2 separate regions of the Mus musculus genome follow, and region 1 is linked to region 2. The links are chromatin loops, found by intact Hi-C in ENCODE. Cell type or tissue: left cerebral cortex. All regions are shown on one strand. Each heading gives the region's core, and the rest is flanking DNA. Links, peaks and the distances in the headings are about the cores only.

Region 1 (9,791 bases), core at 668-8,667, 53 kb after region 2:
TTTTGCTGCTCTGGTCCTTCCATGGGGTAGAAAGTTGGCTATACCTACTGTACCAATGTAGGGAGAACTCAGATTTTCTACTTCCGAGCATGCCTTAACTAGACTAGCCTATGCTGTAAACACAAAATAGATTATGTCTGTCACAATATTGATTGATCTGAAGATCTTGACAGTTTTCAAGATAGTATTTAGAATGACAAGCTGTACTTTAAATGAAGTGTCTGTGTACATTGGCTAATTAGAAAAACAAGGGACGCACTAGAGAGTTGTTGCAGCAGTTATAAACACTTGTAACTCTTGCAGAGGACTTGAGTCTGGCTCCCAGCACCCACACCACAGCTCACTAACATCTCTTACTCCAGTTCCAGAAGATCCAACTCCCTCTTCTGAACTTTCAGGTGCCAGGTACACATGTGGTACACATACATACATGCTGGCACACTTATACACATAAAATACATATCTTTAAAACAAACTTCCCTTCTTTCAGAGATAGAGAGAGAAATAGAGAGAGAAGGAGGAGGAGGAAATTTAAATTTATCTTGGATAACAAATAGTGTTTCAAAGAGTGCAGGCTTGAAGCTCACCACAGAGTAAGTAGCACATGAGTGCCAAGCCATCCGGAGTTTGTCACTCATGGTTTGCTGGGTGATTTATTCGTCTATGGGACAGGGCAGCCATAGTCTTCTGGCACATCATCAGAGTGATGCTTTCATCCTAAGCCCCACAATGCAATTCTACTGCATTTCACTACTCTTGACAATGTAAACATCTTTGGGGGTATGAAAAAGAGAGAGAGAGAGAGAGAGAAGCAAACAGAATACGATGTCTCTTTTTCTCTTTTTATACAAAATTATCTGCTTGCAAAAGCCATGTAGGTTTTTTCTTCTGAAATACAAGGAGATTTGGGGGAGAAATGATACCCAGGCTCCAAGTCACTTCCTGACATCTGGATAACACTTCTAAGTCTCAAGACACACACGTGTGTAGGCCTGATACAGCAGTCACAGGGGTGACATTCCAGAGCCTAATTTAAGCTATAAAATAGCTGGTGCCTTTACTCTGAGTGGAGTGACGATGAAGGAGCTCTGTGGGTTAAAAAGCTTCTCTTACTGTAACCAAGACCAATTTTGCAGTAATTGCTGTGTGTCACTCTGAATTTGTGGTGAGGTGCACTTCAGGTCAGAAGTACTCAGGGAGCAAAGCTGCTCACCTGTGACCACACAGCAAAGGCAGAGGAAAGGGACAGGATCCCATGGTCCCCTTCACTGGCCTAAAGTCCTGCTTCTAGGTCTCACCACTTCCCAGGTGATCAAGACTTTAACACATGGGCCTTTGAGGACATTCACTTCCTAAACAATAGCCCTCCATAAGCAATTCTCAAAGCCTTTAACTCTGTCAGGATTTAGTACTATAAGGACCCAGAAATATGTGGTCTAGAGTCCTGATGCACAGACTTGAAAGGGGGCTTTGTTTGGACACTAGTCACTGGCGACTTAAAGCTGGAACGGAACAGGTAAAGGCTTTCCGCCTTTGCACTTATAATAGAAGTAATACGCTCTTTAAGCTCTCACCTTTCTCACTCTCTAGCCCTCCTTCTCTCTCTCCCTTCCCCCCTCTTTCCATGTGGCCATGGCCAGTCTCTCTCTTTCTCCCTTCTCTCTTTCCTCCCTACCTTTCTACAATAAAGCTCTAAAACCATAAAAATAAAATAAAATAAAAAGTAATACTTCCCAGAATTTCTATCATTGCTGGCTGGAGACCAGTCAACAAAAAGATAACTCTTTTTTTTTTCTGCAATAGTCATCCAATAGTTAGAAAATAACATTCTTTTTCCAAATGAACACATTGAGGTTTTATAATCTTTTCACTTGCCTAATCAAAATGTTCTACTAAATTTATTTTTAGGGTAACTTTTTTTTTGAAACCTGTTCATCTGAATCCTAACAGAGCTTAGACTGTATTTGACTTGAACACTTAAATGTCAGATGTCATAGTAATGATTTCATCGTAATTGGGTGTGCACAGAAAAGGCACATCCTTTTATGAGTTATGGTAATCATTTTATACACTTTAGGGCTTTATCATTTTTGAGCTTTTTTAAAAAAATGTAGAGAAAAAATGTACTTAGTGAATCGAGAAAAAATTACTGCTGCTGATTCCAATAATTAGCAATAAATCACTATTAAAATTGTTTTATTTCTTAAATAAAACTTAGGTCATTGTGTGTATTTGAGTGCAGTTTTTCTGTTTAGTAAATATTGTGAACATTTCCATGTTCCTAGCTATCCTAGGGTGTGATTTTCTTGCCTGCAAAAGTATTCCATTGTTTCTTTTGGTGGGGCAGCTTTGATACTGGCTCTTTCTTGTCACCAGTGTGTGTGTGTGTGTGTGTGTGTGTGTGTGTGTGTGTGTGTGTATGTGTTTACAAGATCTAAAGCCTGTGCCTTTGGACACATTAGACTCCTAACTTTTAATACAAGGTTGTTGATAATACTTGGACTGGAACAATTCAAATGCATGAATATAACCAAATAACTGCTTCACTAATCAATCAACTAAATGGGTCACATTATTAAGAATGTTAACCATTGTAATTGAGCTGAATAACCCTAAACACCTTATTTTGGGACTAAAGGGAATCAGAGCGTTCAAATCTTTTAGAAATGACACCAGCAGGATGTAATAGAAATAACTGTTTCCTAGAACACAGTGTGAAGGGATGGGCTGAACATAGCACTCTGGGTGACAGGTTTGTAAGATTTGGCACAATAGCACAAAGGAGCGGGCACTTCCATTTTTAAAAAGAAAATCTACATAAAAAACTAAGTCACAAGTTCAGTTACATGCAAATACAGGTATGCTGGAGACAACACGATCCCTGGTTTGTTGGCGTGTCTCTGGAAAGTTTAAATCAGAGAACACTGTCGAGTGGAGGAAGACTAAAAGGTCAAAAGTGCTTCCTCGGCAAGTCGATGAAGACAGGGAAGCTTTAGGGCAGAAGCAACGAGTGCTGGGATTGGTCAGTAGCCACGCAGCCAAAGGAGAACTGCAATGGGCAAGGGACCACATAGGGAGACAGGAAAGGTTGGGAGAGAGAGAGGAAAGGAGAAAATGCCGGCAGTGGACCCTGAGTAGAGGGTCTTAAGGAATGGCTGGAGACGGTAGGGGTGGAGGGCTGTTGGGGGTGGGGGGCGCTGTTGGGGGAGCTGAGCAGCCAGTCTTCTAGGTAATAGGAGGCACACCCGCCCCAATGTCTCAGACAGAGGCAATATTAACGCCGACTGAATTCCAGAATACTTTAGACAGAGATGGTAGAAGAATCTCAGGGTTTTACCCTCAGCTTGTTGGCGTGGTGTAGCCATAGTAACTGTCACTCTCCGGAGTGGAGTAATGAACACCCATGGACGCTGAAATCTAATGGCTGATTTTCTTCCCCGGCTTCTTTTCTTGCTGGTGGTGGCTGCTTCTGTTCTCTCCCAGCTTTCTATCGGAAGGGTGCTGTCTTTTGTTCCCCACAGGATGTTGATCCAGGTGTGCCTGTATTTTTATTGTAAATTTTTGTGGCGCTGCATGAAGTTTGTGATGCGGAAACTCACCGGAAGGTGTGAACTGCAAAGGATTTGCTACGGCACCAAACCTGGAGCTTCCAGAACCATGAAAATTGGTGAGCGTCGAGCAGAAGGGAGGGTGGGATTCAGGGTTGGCGGGATTGAAGTTGCAATGCCCATTTCCGTAAGTAATATTCAAACACTCATAAAGCGTCATTTCTAATGACATTTTGTGTGTATGTTATTGCCTTAACAGAAACGTCACTGAGAGATTCAAAAAGCAAGGTAAATAAAATTATTTTCTTACTTTAATTTTTCACTGAGTGGCTTACATCTATCATAAAATATGAAAATTGTGGGATAGTGAAGGTAGTTTGATGCCCAGGTCCCACATGGACGAATGGACTCCTTCAGGTTTGTCCTCTGATGTCTATATTGTATAGAGTGTGCACCCCACACAATGTAATAAAGAAAAAACTTTTAAAACAATAAAAACTAAAATAAAAATCTCAAGAGTAAAAAAAGTTATCTCTGACTAAAAGCTAATGTAAACTCATTGCTAACAATCATTTTTACATATATGACAGTTTCTAGGGAGACGTGTAAAGTTTAATTTAGTACTGAATGCACTCGTTTTATACTCCCTCTTAAATCAAAAGATAAGACTGTGATAACAGCATCAGCTATCTGTTTGATAGCACAGTAATCAAATCACTTAACTTTATACTTGAGATTTTTCCAATGAAGTCAGAGAAGCCCTATATTAATAATAAAAACGATGCACAGGGCTAGAGAGAGGGCTCAGTGGTTAGGAGCTCTTCGGAGGACTCAAGGTGGGTTCCCAGGACACATAGGGCTAACAGCCATGAGTAACTGTCTTCTGACTTTCAAGTGCACTTCAAACTCATGGTGCACAGACAAACTCAGGCAAAACACACATACATATCAAATAAAATAAATATTTTTCAAAACGATTACACAGTTGACTCTCTACCCAAGGAAAAAACACTTTGTTTTGCAAGAATTTTGGTGATTTTTTAATCTCATCTTCTTGAACTTTGGCAACCTTTAGACCAGTGGTTCTCATCTTGAAGATTGCCACCCCTTTGAGGGTCAAATGACCCTTTCACGGGGGTGACCTAAGACCATCAGCAAACACAGATATTTACATTACGAGTCATAACAGTAGCAAAATTACAGTTATGAAGTAGCAATAAAAATAATTTTATTGTTGGGGTCACCACAGCATGAGGAACTGTGTTAAAGGGTCGCAGCACTAGGAAGGTTGAGAACCACTGCTTTAGACTATGTCTCCCGAGCCCTCCGTCTATCAGATGAAAAGGGAAGCAGATCAGTGTGATATAAATCGCTTAAAACAATCGACAATGGTGAGGAGTGAAGCAAATTACAAGCCTTCCATGTGCCTGCTGTATGCCAAGTACCGTAACCAGGAAAATGGCGCCCCCTAGCTGTGGAAGCCCGGGATGCACGGGAATTCAAGCACACCACCTCAACCTGCTCTCAGCGCCTGCTTTCATACAGAAGTGTGGCACTTGACGCCTCCATCCCAAGAGGTAGTATTTGAAGCCACTGGTGCGAATGAAGGAAACTGACTGAAAGATGTTTTTCAGCTGTTGCAGACATCCGTGAGTGTTCATCCTGATGCTATTGAAAAGACTATTGATGACATCATGGAATTGAAAAAAATTAACCCTGACATCAATCCACAGTAAGAATTAGACTTGTATGTGAGAAATACAGGACATGGGTACCTTTCTCTCATTCCCCTTCCCCTTTCCCCTCTCTCTCCCCTTCCCCATCCCTGTCCTCTTCCCCTTCTCTCTCCCTCTCCCCTTCCCCATCCCTGTCCTCTTCCTCTTCCTAATCCCCCTCCCTCTCCCTCTCCCTCTCCCTCTCCCTCTCCCTCTCCCACTCCCACTCCCACTCCCACTCCCACTCTCTCTCCCACTCCCACTCCCTCTCCCCTTTCTCTTTAAAATAACCATCTGTAGTGTTTTGAATTTCAGATGAGTAATAAATAAAAATGGGGGCTCTTCATGTTCGTAAATGGCAGTGGCGTTAGGTTTCTGGTTTGTGAGCTTACAGTCCTGTTGCCATGGAGGGGAAAAGAGAGTGTGTAAGCTGGTGTCAAACATGAGATCAAGGAAGCCTATTGATCAGCAGGAGACTACTTAATGTCTGTGCTTTACATTAATTTAACGTGTTCAAATCATAATGTGCTTAAACTGGTTCTGCTCCATCTAGAATATTCCTCAGTTCTCTCATGAATATTCCATCGTGTTGGGATGATAATCTTAGAGACAGTTCCTACCTGCTTGTCAAGAAGACAGGCATGTGTGGGAGGAAGAGATGGCTTTTATATGAATATTTTAGAACTTTATAATTTATTCCTCTCATCTTGGAAGTATTAAAATGCATTTGGCAATGTTCGTGACATTTAAATTTAGTTTTATATTTTCCACTGGGTGCAGCAATTTTTCAGTAAAGTTTCGACCTTAAAGGCATTAGATAAAATAAATTCTAAAGGCAGGTATATTTAGAGATACTTTAAGGTAGGTAACAATCAAACTGTCTTTTAGATCTGTTTGCATGAGGACTTCAGATGTCACTGCTGAGAAAAACTGTTAATTAACCAAAATGGAGACAGAGTTGAAGGGATTTTACAGTATGCTAGGCACTGCTCTATGTCTTGATCTGTCTGGGAGTTCAGTCAGAAAAACTCCATTTCCTCCTAGTCTCTACAACATCTATCTGTACTCTTGTGGGCTAGTAAGCTGAACCTTTCCCTCACGCAGATGTTAAGGTTGATTTCACTACATCGTAACGAGTTTTAAAATCTTCTAGTGGGCTGGAGAGATGACCCCGCAGTTAGGAACACTTAATGCTCTTGCAGAGAACCTGAGTTTGGTTCCCAAGATCCACATGGGGTCTCACAGCCACCTGTAACTCCAGTTCCCAGGTATCTGACAGCCTCTTCTGGCTTCTGCAGGCATCTGAATGCACATGTGCACATAGTCACTTACACACACACACACACACACACACACACACACACTAAATCATTACTAAAATTTTAAAACTGTTTTAATTAAAAAGTGATTACACCATTCCCCCTTCCCCTCATCCCTCCCATGCTCTGTCTCCTCCACTCCCTCAAATTTATGGCTTCTTTTTCTTTAATTACTATTATCATGTATGTATGTGCATAAATATATAAATTCAATCTGCTGTCCACTCACAGCAGAACGTGTACCATGGTACGGCATGAGAAGCCTCGTGAGGAGAAATGAAAGGAATGGGGCTTTTCATTCTAGCCCTGGAAATGAGACTTGAAGAACAGATATTATAAAATAAGTAGTCCTGGCAGGAATGGTGGCGATAAGTCTGTCCCCGCTTGTCTTGAGACACCACACACACAGGCGATGTGGCCTTTGCCACCTCTCTTACAGTCAGCACCGCTGCCTTTGTTCCTTTTATTTTGTACAGAAATTTTCTTGTCCTGAATCTCCTGAGGGCCCCTCCCTCCTTCCTTCTCTTCCTTTCCCTCCCTCTCATACACAGACCATTGAAGTAAATCTAATATACCCAGAGAGACAGTCCCTAGGAATCTATCATCAGTGCTGCTTTCAAATCTTACGTCAACCCACCCTCTTGAAGGCTTTGCTTGGTCTTTGGTTTGGTTTGGTTTGGTTTGGGGGCTTTCGGTTTGTTTGTTTTTGTTTTTGTTTTCCAAAACAGTTGCACTTGCACTTTGGCAGGTGGATTTCTGAGTTCGAGGCCAGCCTGGTCTACAAAGTGAGTTCCAGGACAGCCAGGGCTACACAGAGAAACCCTGTCTCAAAAAAAAAAAAAAAAAAAAAAAAAAAAAAAAAAAAAAAAAAAAAAAGCTAAAATGAAGGAAAAAGATTTTTCACAGTTCAGCAAGAATTGTGCTTCTAGGCAGCATGATGGGAAGCTGAGACAGGAGGATTGTCATGAAAGTGAGGCCAACCTAGGCTATGGAGTGAGTTCTAGGCCAGCCTAGAATGCAACATGAGATCCTGTCTGGAGAAACTAAACAAACAAGCAAAAAAGAATTTTTTTCAAAAGGGATGGTGAATATATACATGAGTATATATTCCTGAATATATACATAAGAATATTTACATTAGAAGTTCTATCACACAAGCATCCAGTGAGCAGATGCCAACAGTACAGGGGGTCATATTTCCCCCTCACAGTTGATTCTTCTGTATTTTAGGTTGGGGATCTCTCTCCAGGCTTGCCTCCTGCAAATCGTGGGTTACAGAAACCTCATTGCAGATGTGGAAAAACTGCGCAGAGAACCCTATGATTCCGACAACCCCCAGCATGAAGAGATGCTTCTGAAGGTGAGCCCTTTGCCACTGTCAGCTAACTGCTGCCAAGCAACTCAGGCCAGCCACTCATCTGTGCACTGATAAATAAGATGTGGCTGCTGTAACAGATGGGCAGGTCTGAGTTCTCTTCCTCCTTGGATGTATAGTTTTCATCAGAAAATTCCTATGCAAAATCAACCTTAAAGCCTGTCAGTTGATTTTTTTATAACCTGAGAAAACATTGGAGCTGATTTGTATGGGGGAGGGGCATCTCACACTCAAGTGTGGATTGCTTCAAATGTGTTGAAAGCTGTAGGAGAATCGAGGCGGCGTTTGTCAGACTGTCATGGGGTTTTTACTTACGACTTTAACACACATCAAAGACAACGAGGTTGATTTCTTCTTCAGCAATAGCCCTCTGGGGAAATTACCCAGGATCCTCGGGCTGATTATTTATTCATGTGACTTGGCAAACACTCAAAGAGAAGGTAAAGGATTGTACTTCGTACATTAAACCTGCCAGCCAAGGAATGTGGAGTTGTAAGTACTCCTGTTTCTAATCTTATGAGAGTTGATACTGCAGCTTCATCAGACAGCAATAAAACTTTCCACAAAACACCAAAATACGAGGTAATTAAAGCCCAAACAAGAACATTCAGACCAACATTTGGAACTACTAATTAAATTTAAATGTTTTAGACATTCATTTCTAAAAATAGATGATGCTCTTCTGGCATCAAGTGTTTCTCTGTCTCTTCCTAAAATTCAAATAGCCAGTGACAAAATGTAGGGAGGGGCTGGAGAGATGGCTCAGGAGAGCCTGGGGCTTAATGTTGGGTTCCCTGCACCCACAGCAGGCAGCTCCAGGAGAACTGATGCCCTCTGCTGACCTCTTCAGACACCTACACTTAAGTATGTGTAGTCATACACAGATGCACACGTACATGTAATTAAAAACAAATCTTTAAAAAAAAGAAAGAAGCATTTTTATCTTGTTTAAAAAAATATCAACAAACCTAATTTTCTAAACACATCTTGTGTTTTGTGTGGAAGAGTGTGTGTTTCTGTGTGTGCAAGTACTTAAACTGTGATCTATATGTCTCTATTAATCAACGCTGGGTCAGAAGTGATCATTAAGAACTGAAGAAACTTCATTCTTGGCCCCAGCATTCCTTCTTCACCCTCTCCCCTGTTACTTTTAGCTAGCCTACTAGCTGCCTTCTGCCTTCTCCTACTGCCCGTCCTCCTGACCATTTTCTGATGGAGGTTGTCAAGCTCAGCAAAGTGATGTAATAGCCAGGATCAAGGTGAATGAAGGGGAAATGAATCAGTTAACAGCCTGGCTACACATGTCCAAAATGCTTTGCAATGGCTGAGATAAACTCAACATTAGCTAATGACATTTGTGTGCCTGCTGTATGGCTTGTCTCATATGTGAGCTAGCTTATAGTGGATGTCCAGCGAGGGGTGGAGGAGGCACAGAGAGACAGACAGAGACAGACAGACAGATGGGTCAATGCATGACTTACTGTAGTTCCTTAGTGTGTTAGTCTGGTTTCTGTAAAGTAACGGAACTGGCAATGAATCCGTAGATATTAAAAGGCGATTCACTAGAGCGGCTTTCCAGCTATGGCTCAAGGTCCAACAATGACTGTCTCCTGATAGATCCAGTAACTGTTCATCTATAAGACTAATGTCTCACCTATTCCAATCTGGAGCTGGAGTCCCCAGGTATTCCCAGAGAGCTGCCAGTTTTCAGGCCGAGTTGATATCCTGAAGCAATTGATTCACTTGATGGTTCTAGCACCAAAAAGGCTCAAGAACAAGACAGATGAACTTGCCAATGAGAGTGGGAACAAGAAGGCCAAAAACCCGGAGCTTC
Region 2 (9,791 bases), core at 1,002-9,001:
TGGAAGACTGACTTCCAGGCAACTAGGGTGAGGATCTTATACCCACACCCACAGTTACACACCCATTCCAACCAGGTCACACCTATTCCAACAAGGCCACACCTCCAGATGGTGCCACTCCCTGGTCCAAAGATATGCAAACCATCACAATGAGGCATACACCAGGGGATAGGCAAGATCAAAGTCAGACTGGTCTACATAGCAAACACAGAACAACAACAAAAATCTCCCTACATTTCTGTCACTGCTTGGAGATGCCTTTAGTCTGTCTGGACACTTTTGCCAGTACTACAGTCTTTGGCACAGGGCAGATTGGACTGTGAAGTGGAACAGTGAAGATTTAATTCTGTAGAAATGGAACCTGGCCCACTCTTACTAGCCTCTTTTCTCAACCTGACCCTCACTGTGAGTCTTCTGACTTGTGACAAAAGCCAGCCAGTTTTTAATGTTTTATTTTGTGTGGCTGGGGGTGGAAGCCATGTGTGCAGGACCCATTGATTTACTTGCTTATTTAGTGGGGAGATGAGCAGCAAGGATGTCATAGTGAGTGTTTGGAGGTCAGACGGCAAACTGTCCGTTGGTTCTCTCCTTTAAATTTCTGTAATTCCATTTCCAGTGGATCCAAAACCTTCTTCTGGCCTTCAAAGTCTCTCTGTCTCTGCCTCTGTATGTCTGTCTCTGTCTCCATCTCTCTCTATTTTCACATGCACAGATATGTGCACCTCTAAATAAATAAATGAGTAAATACATAAATATTCAACAAATAAATAAATGCTGTTGGTATGAGGGGAAAGACTACAGGATGATGTACTGGGATGCTTCTTCCAGAATGTCAGGGTATCCGGATGTCACTGATACACCTGCTCGGAGAGGACTGGGTGAAGTCTGGAACAGGTGGGGTCCACAGTCCATCTCTTCCCTCCAAGATCTCAGATACCACTGCCAATCAGGGCAGGATGGGGTGAAGCAGAGTCTTGGACAGGTGGGATACTGGTCCAGTTGGGATCGAGGTCCAGAGCAGGGGAGGTTGGGGGCGTGGATGTCGGGGGTGGAGAGGGATAGGAGGGTGGGGTAAGATGGGGGATGAGGGAATGAAGGGTGGGGAATGAGGTGGGGGTGGGAGGGGGCAGCAGAGGGGGAGTCCTTCTCTGTGTTGTGGTCCTTTCAGGCAAAGGCCTTCTCTGACAATCTTTAATGAAGCCGCTTTCTGGGATGATCTTAGCTTGTTTACATTCCTTTATTTGGGGTGGGTTTGTATAGTTTAGGGGAAGGGTGTGAGACTATCTAGGGAGGAAAAAGGTCACTGGCTGAAGGCTAAGGCTACTAAAATGCCTCATTAGCATGGAGAGGCATTCCAGGTGCTTGGTAAGTACCCGACTACCTGTGACCACGTGGTTGAGGGCTGCCTGGTTACACCTCCAAGGCAGGCGGAGAAACCTGGAGGAAGCCAGTTCCACTCCTGCTGGCCTCAAGTTCTGAGATTTCTGGGGGGTTTGAATATGCTCTACCTCGCCAGTTCCACCAGTTCCTCTTGAGGCACGGTTCTCGTGCTCCACAGAAACCCACCAGTCAGAATAGAGTAAAATCATTTTCCTTCAAGGTCAGTGACATTGGGAAATATCAGGCACACACTGTGTTGCTCAGAGTTTCTCACTATTGTCTTTGGGGATGGAGACTCTCTGTGGAGCAGGCATGTCTAAAATTCACAGAAAGAATAAAGGGTAAAGAAAAACTGAGAATCCAAAGAATCAACAGGAGGGGACAAGGGGAGGAGAGAAAAAGGACGAGTGCCCAGCACACTCCATCCCATACTAAAGGGAGCTTGTGCCATCTAGTGGCCGTTGTATGTAATAACTACAAATGATGCTTCAGATGGCTGGTTCAATGTAGATAGGGACCCTCTCTTGTAGAAACGAATGCATTACACAGAAATAAGTGAGTAAGTGAAAACCTGGAAGAATCACTGCATGCAGATCTTGGAAGGGAGGAGCTAAGAGGCCAAGAGGATGGTAAAAAGCAGAACAGAGAGATTTATGACCGCACCGGGAAGAGGGCCAAGAGATCTTATTAGGCCTCTTTCCTCTCCCCTCAATAGCTCCCAGAAATAATGTAAATGTTAAATATATAATAATGCTTGGTGATTGGCAATGTGTTGTAATAATAATAAACTTAAAAGACTTAAGAGAGGCCACTTTCTTTCAAGGCTTGCTCAATGCTCAGGAAGAAGACCTGGGCCAGGTGGTGACATAATGTGTCCTGAAGGTAACAGAGGCAGGACAATCAGTAGGGCTTGCTGAATTCCAGATAAAATCCAGTTACATCAGATTTAAAACTGAAGTAAAAAAGCGAATAAGTCAAAATGAACTTAAGCATAGGATTCTCCCCCAAAAAGCTATGAGTCTGGAAGGCAGCATGGAGGCCCTCTTCCCCTCCACACTCCAACACACAAAGGTTGGCTGGAAGGTGAGAGCTATGCTTGTCTAAGTAGTCCTGCTCAGCCATGGCCCTGCACATCATGTCTCTGCTACAAGGTCAAGGTGCTATAAATGGATGATGATCCTTCAGCACCTACCGCTCAGTTTCAGGTACAATGGGCGGGTGCCACCGTGTCCAATGTTTTCCCATTCAGGTGTGAGATAATAGAACTACGTGTCACCTACTCATTTACCTGCATACCAGCATACTCATTTGTTGAGTATATATATATGCTGTATACCAGCACCCATGTAGTTGTTATGCCACAGTTACAGAGAGCTATAGCACAATGTAAGTAATTTCAGGACCTGGGTTATGTGAGAGAGAGAGAGAGAGAGAGAGAGAGAGAGAGAGAGAGAGAGAGAGAGAGATATCTTAGGAAAACCTTTCTAGAGTTTACTGGTCAAGAAGAGCACAGACAGACAAACATAGGCACACACGCACAAACAGCAAATACATAAATAAGTAAGTAAATAAAAAGGAAAAGACATAGCTGTTGTTATCACTCTTTCATGGCCACCACAAATGAAAAGGGGACACCCTGTTCCCGAGGACATAAGGCACTTTGGTGGCTTGGTGGAGAAATATACTTTGGTGTGATGTCACACATCCTCCCTTCCAGTTGGCTCACTTGTCCCCAAAAAGTGGGCTCCTAGTGGCTCTCCATTTATAACGTTTGTCTTTGTGTTATGCCTGTAGTCTGGGCAGTTGGAAGAGGCAAGGGTCAGAGAGGAATGACAGCAAGTGCACCCACCACACTATACACTAAAATGAGAGCAAGTGCGTCTACCACTGCATACACTACGGAGAGAGCACAGATTCTGACCCCTGTCAGAGAAGGAAAGGCAGGTTCTCGCCACTGAGATGCATCCTCACCTCAACACAGCAGGAGCCAGCGAGTAACCTAGCAGCAGATTATAATAATTACTTGTTAGAAACAATGACAATTGATGCCCCTGTCCACCACTGTGGCATGGGTAGGGTGCGGGACACCCAGAGGTCTGTCAACCATTATGATGAGCGAGTAAATGGTGGAGAGATGGGAGAGAAAGAGAAGCAGAGTGGTGTGTGCACAGTGAAGAGAGGCAGAACTGGAAAAGTGAGGATGGTGAGGAATAGCCTGATGTGAGCAGCCTGGGCTGCCACCTGAGGGCATGTGAGGCCCAGTCCACGCTGCTACTGAGGACCGTGTCTGGGTCAGTGGCCCTGCATAAGCAGGGGTCTGTGTTGATGTCCATGGTCCATGTTACCACCAAAGGCCATGTGGAAGTCCCTGGTGTGGACTGCTGCCTCGGACCATTTTGTTGTCCAAGGGCTGCACTGAGTTGACCCTGTCCCTCTGTGGCTGAAGCACTGAGGAGAGCATCCCCACCCTTGCTGGAGCAGCATGAGAGAACTAGCTCTGGTAATGTGGGCACAGAAGAGCAGGCCAAAGGTCTGAGAGCAGGACAGCTGGCCCCACCATTGCAGGGACAGTACTGGAGATCTGGCCCTAGTGACATGAGCTCAGGAGAGCTGGCAGGCTGACCAACTAACTCAGCTACCACCCAAACACAAATCTATATCTTTGAGTTGGTCCACACTAACATGATCTGCTGGAGCATGTGAAGGGGCTGGTTCTACAGATCCAAAGCTGCAGGATCTCCATGACACAGGGCAACAACAGGACGTCTGAGAGGAGTCCCAGTGAGGACCCAGTATTGATAGTGTAGCAGAAGCCAGAGGCCTAGAACCAGGCTCATTAAGATGGTGTACTGGCTAGTTTTGTGTCAACTTGACACAGCTGGAGTTATCACAGAGAAAGGAGCTTCAGTTGGGGAAATGCCTCCATGAGATCCAACTATAAGGCATGCTCTCAATTAGTGATCAAGGGGGAAAGGCCCCTTGTGGGTGGGACCATCTCTGGGCTGGGAGTCTTGGGTTTTATAAGAGAGCAGGCTGAGCAAGCCAGGGGAAGCAAGCCAGTAAGGAACATCCCTCCATGACCTCTGCATCAGCTCCTGCTTCCTGACCTACTTGAGTCCCAGTCCTGACTTCCTTGGTGATGAACAGCAGTATGGAAGTGTAAGTCGAATAAACCCTTTCCTCCCCAGCTTGCTTCTTGGTCATAATGTTTGTGCAGGAATAGAAACCCTGACTAAGATAGATAGATATTTGCAAGTAAAGCTGTTTGGGCAAAAGGGTGTACTGTGTGACACACCACAGCTTCCTCAACAAGATGATTTCTTTTAGTTTTTTAAATTCTTTTGTTTCCTTTGTAGGTGAGATTGCAAGGGCAGAGATTGGCTACGGAGGGGCGGGGAGATGGGTGGGATTGGGATGCATGATGTGAAATTCACAAAGAATCAACAAAATTTTTTAAAATAATGATAATCATACTAACATTGAATTGAGAATAATCATGAGGTATAGTCATTCACTCCTTTTTTTAATCTTTAAATTTTCGGAGATAGTTGTTTTGCCTGCACTTATGTCTGAGCATCACATGAGTGCCTGGTGACCTCACAGGACTTAAGTGGACATCAGGTCCCCTACAACTGGAGATTAAACAACTCATTCATTACATAATGCATAATGAACAGGTCAAGAAAGAAATAAAAATACAGAAATGGAAGGAGTGCTTTCAAACTCCTTCTATAAATCTTTTATTAACCAGTTTTGGGCAATTTAAAACCAGGTAAAGATAGAGGGAAGGAAGAAAGGAAAGAAGGAAGAAAGGAAAGAAGGAAGAAAGGAAAGAAGGAAGGGAGGGAGGGGAAGGGAGGGAGGGGAGGAAAGGAAGGAGAGAAGAAAGTAGGGGAGGAGGGAGGAAAGGGGAGAGGGAAGGATGGAGAGACAGAGACAGGGAGACAAAGAGACAGAGTGTCCTAATGATCATAGAATTAAAAAATGCTCACTTGAAAACCAAATACAGACTTCTATCAAAAAGATTATCCACCATGACTGAGTTGGCTTTATCCCAGAGATGCAAAGTTGGCTCACCACACACAGGTCACTAAATGCAGCGAACCACATAAATGATCTGAAAGACAAAAAACAATCTGATCATCTCCATAAATATAGGGGGGGAAGCTTCCCTGAAATCCTATATGTCCCAGTGATAGAAGGGCTAGAGGGACCTTAGGGTCATTTTCCTACATATTAAAAGCTGTAGATGAGAAACCTAAGCCCAACATCAGCCTAAATGGAGAAAAGCTTGAAGCAATCTCACTGGAATCAGGAATACAACAGGGCTGTCTGCTAATCCCATCCTTTTCAAGACTGTGCTCAGAGCACTAGAGGGAGCACTAGGACAGGAGAAGGAAGGTGAAGGGACACAAATAGGAAAGGAAGAAGTCAAACTCCCCTGTTTGTGGACGACATGATACTATCTGTAAGAGACCCTCAATGTTCTGCCAGAGAACGTCTAGAAATGAAACACCATGTCAGACTAGAAATAAAACACCATGTCAGCAAGGTGCCCGTGTATAGAATCAACTTGCATGAGTCCATAGCCTGACTATGCACCAACAAAAAACAAAACATAAGGAAGAGATGGCGAATACACTCACTTTCGCAATAACCTGAAAGAAATTTAAATATTTATGAATAAGCCCTAGCGCAGGAGGTGAAAGACCTCTACAAGGAAAACTTTAAATTTCAGGAGAGAAGGAAAGGGGGAGGGGGAGAAACAGAAAGAGAGGGAAAAGAGGTGGTGGTGGTGGGGATAGGAAACGGAAAGGCAGACCCTGCTCTTGGATCAGTAGAGTTAATAACTTGAGCATGATGTGTCTATCTGAAGGTATAATCCGTTTCAGTGCAGTGCAAATCAAAAGCCCCACCACATTCTTTACAAAATAGAAAAGAAGAAAGGAAAATTAATCTAAAACTTTCATGGAATCACAAAAGACTTCAGTCAGTCAAAACAATCTCAATACCATTCCAAACTTCAAGTTATAGTACAGCACTATAGTCATTAAAACAATGTGTTACTGGCTCAAAAATAGATACAGAGACCAGCGGAGTCATATCCAAGACCCCAACAGGAATATGTGTAAGTATTCCATCTACAACACACACTGAAAACAAGACATTTTCTACAAAGATGTTGGGGAAACTGGATGCTCACATGTAGAGGAATGAAATTGGATTCCTATCAATCACCAGGCAAAAAACTAATTCTAAATGGAGAGGGGGACCTGGAGGAGATGCAAGAGAGGTACAGAGGGTCAGGAAATTGAACAAAAATATGTAACAGGGGGAATGAGAAACTGGGGATACCTATTGGAGGGTCCCAGACACCAAGGAAACATGAGGTTACCAGGACCCAACAGGGATAACTTTAGCTAAAATGCACAGGGGATATATGAAGGGGGATATAGAACCTGTTGAGACTACCTCCAGTAGATGGTCATGGCCCTTGGTCAAGGGATGGGGCCACCCACCCATCTCAAAGTTTAACCCAGAAATGTTCCTGTCCAAAAGAAGAACAGGGACAAAAAATGGAACAGAGACTGAAGGAAAGGCCAACCAGGGACTGCACCACCTGGGGATCCATCATGTCTGCAGACACCAAACCCAACACTGTTGCTGCAGTCAAGAGGTGCTTGCTGACAGGAACCTAGTGTGGTGTTCCTTGGGAGGTCGGGCCAGCAACTGACCAATGCAGAGGCGGACGCTTGGAGCCAACCATCAGACTGAGCTCAGGGAACCTGGTGGGGGAGCTGGCAGAAGGACTGGAGGAGCGAAGGGGGATTGCAACCCCACTGGAAGAACAACATAGGCTGGCTGACCACCCAGTCCGCCCAGAGTCTGGACCACCAACCAAAGAGCGTACCTGGAGGGATCCGTGGCTCCAGATAGATATGTAGCAGAGGAAGGCCTTGCCTGACAGCAGTGGGAGGTGAGGCCCTTGGTTCCAGGGGAAGTTTGGTGCCCCAGCGTAGAGGGGTTGCTGGAGCGGTGGGGCAGAGGAGTGTGGGTGGGTGGGAGAGCAGCCTCATACAGGCAAAGGGGAGGGGAGAGGGCAGGTGTGGGATGAGGGGTTGATGGAGGGGTAACCGGGAAGTGGGATATCATTTGAGATGCAAATGAATGGAATGATTAATTTTAAAAAAACGACAAAACATAAATGTGAAAATTGAGACACTGAGATTGAAGGAAACAGGCAATACCCACAGTGTGTAAGCTTGGGGAAAGATTTTCTGTCGCCGAGGGGTCCAACCGCCCAGTGCTCCAGGTCGATGCTTTACAGATGGGGCGTCACAAAAGGAAAAAGCTCTGTACAGCTGAGAAGATGATAGAACAAGAGACGATGGTCTCCTTTTTAAAGATTAATTATTTTCTTTTATATGCATGGTCTGTGTACATGTTTGCAGTTCCCTCGGAGGCCAGAAGGCGGCACTGGATCCTCTAGAACTGCAGTTACAGACCACTGTCAGATGCCACTTACAGGTCTGAAAGCGCTCACATCCTCTGGAAGTGCAGCTAAAACTCTTAACTCTTAAACTGAAGTGGGACTATGCAGATTTAATTCTGTAGAAACAGAACGTGGCCCACTCTTGCTAGCCTCTCTTCTCAGCCTGGCCCTCGCTGTGAGTCTTCTGACTTGTGTCAAAAGCCAACAGCGTTTCTCTAAATTTTACTGTATGTGGCTGGGAGTGGGGACCGTACATGTGGTACTTCTGATTATTTAGTTGGGTAGCATGTATGTCACAGCATGGAAAGGTCAAAGGACCAACTGTGTTAGTTGATTCTTTACCGTCTGTGACTTCAGCTCAACTGGATCCAATACATTCTTCTGGCCTCTAAAGTCTCTGTCTATCTCCGCCTGTCTTATTCTCTTTTTGTCTGTCTGTCTCTGTATCTCTTAAAACACACACACACATTAATTTTCTAAGAAAGTTCAGATGTGAATGGGTATGTACACACATGTGCATGTTTATGTGTGCATGCATGTGTGCTTATATAAATGTGCATTTATATGTACATGTATGTGTATATCAGTATTTATATGTGGTTGTGTGCATGGCCATATTGCATATCTATTCATATGTGCATATGTATCATACCTGCATATATATGTGTTAATATATGCATGTGAATGTTTGTGTTCATATGTATATAGGTATGTGTTTATATGGCAATTTATGCATATATAGTTGTATGTGTGCATTTATATGTGCATGTGTACATTCTTATATATGTATTTATAATCATATATTTATTCCTATCTTCATAGTTTCATATGTATATTTGTTTTCATATGCTCATGTGTGTGTTTTATGTGCATGTACATGTGTATATGTGTATTGTGTTCATGTGTGCATATGGATATGTGTGTTCATATGTGCATTGTGTATTCATATATGCATGTGTATGTCTGTGCTTATGAATTCATGTGTTTGTATAGAGGTTTACATTTATGTGTGTGTACATATGTGATGTGTGTATTCATACATAAATGTGCCTGTGTGTTTATATGTTCAGGTATCTTAGAGTTTTATTCGTGTGAAGAGACACCATGACTATGGCAACTCTTATAAAAAAAAATTGGGGCTGGCTTGCAGTTCCAGAGGTTTAGTCTGTTATCACCATGGAGAGAAGAATCCTGGCTGATGTGGTGCTAGAGAAGGAATTGAAAGTTCTACATCTTGATCCACAGCCAGCTGAAGAAGACTACCACACTAGGCCTAGCTTGAGCAGATGAGATCTCAAAGCTCGCCTCCACAGTGGCACACTTCTTCCAACAAGCCCTCACTTCCTAACAGGGCCTCTCTTTATGGGCTAAGCATTCAAACACATGAATCTATGGCAACCAATCCTATTCAAACCACCACAAGGTGCAAATGTGATTTCATATGTGCATGGCCATGTGTGTGTGCATAGGTACATGTGTGCATTCATATGTGCATGTATGTGTTCATATATATGTGTGTATAGTCATATGTGCTTAACTATGTTTATGTGTGCTGGATTTGTGTATATGCATGGTCATAGGGACGTATGAATGCGTTTGCATTTATATATACTTATGTGTGTGTGCACTCCCATGTGTAGACTTTCCATCAGACAACCTGGAATCTGGCCTCTTCCGTCATTACTAGATTGGCAGTCTTGATCTCTCTCTGCTTCTGTTCCTCATCTATATGTAAAATGGGAATAATAATATACTTACCTTTAGGGCTGTTATGAGGATAAACTAGATAATATCTCTATAATGTTTTGAATAAGGCTGGCCATAAAGTAAGACTCTATAAATGCTAGATGCAATTCTTTAAATGCTTCACTTTAAGTCTGTAAGGCTCTTCCCTTATCTCTGCCAGCTACATTATGTT

The links. Peaks named below come from ENCODE experiments on the same cell type or tissue, not always from the same donor. Only the 100,000 strongest peaks of a DNase experiment are listed, where the experiment ranks them.
Region 1: it touches region 2 in a loop (10-fold over the local background); 8 of 42 quality-filtered maps call a loop at or near these places.

What each region holds. Positions count from the first base shown.
Region 1 is chr9:53,929,606-53,939,396 of GRCm38, reverse strand. Elmod1 (ELMO/CED-12 domain containing 1) reads left to right here. Exons shown (of 11, transcript NM_177769.4): 3 at 3,522-3,667; 4 at 3,808-3,836; 5 at 5,183-5,280; 6 at 7,813-7,942. Among named protein-coding and RNA genes, the nearest start is that of Gm39340, 35 kb to the right of the region's middle. In left cerebral cortex, for the core only: a CTCF peak has its summit at 5,025; DNase peaks (open chromatin) are centred at 5,027, 5,877 and 8,210; H3K27ac peaks cover 605 bases.
Region 2 is chr9:53,983,152-53,992,942 of GRCm38, reverse strand. No RefSeq gene overlaps it. Among named protein-coding and RNA genes, the nearest start is that of Elmod1, 13 kb to the right of the region's middle. In left cerebral cortex, for the core only: CTCF peaks have their summits at 1,841 (motif pointing left), 5,757 (motif pointing right) and 7,850 (motif pointing right); DNase peaks (open chromatin) are centred at 1,838, 5,749 and 7,841.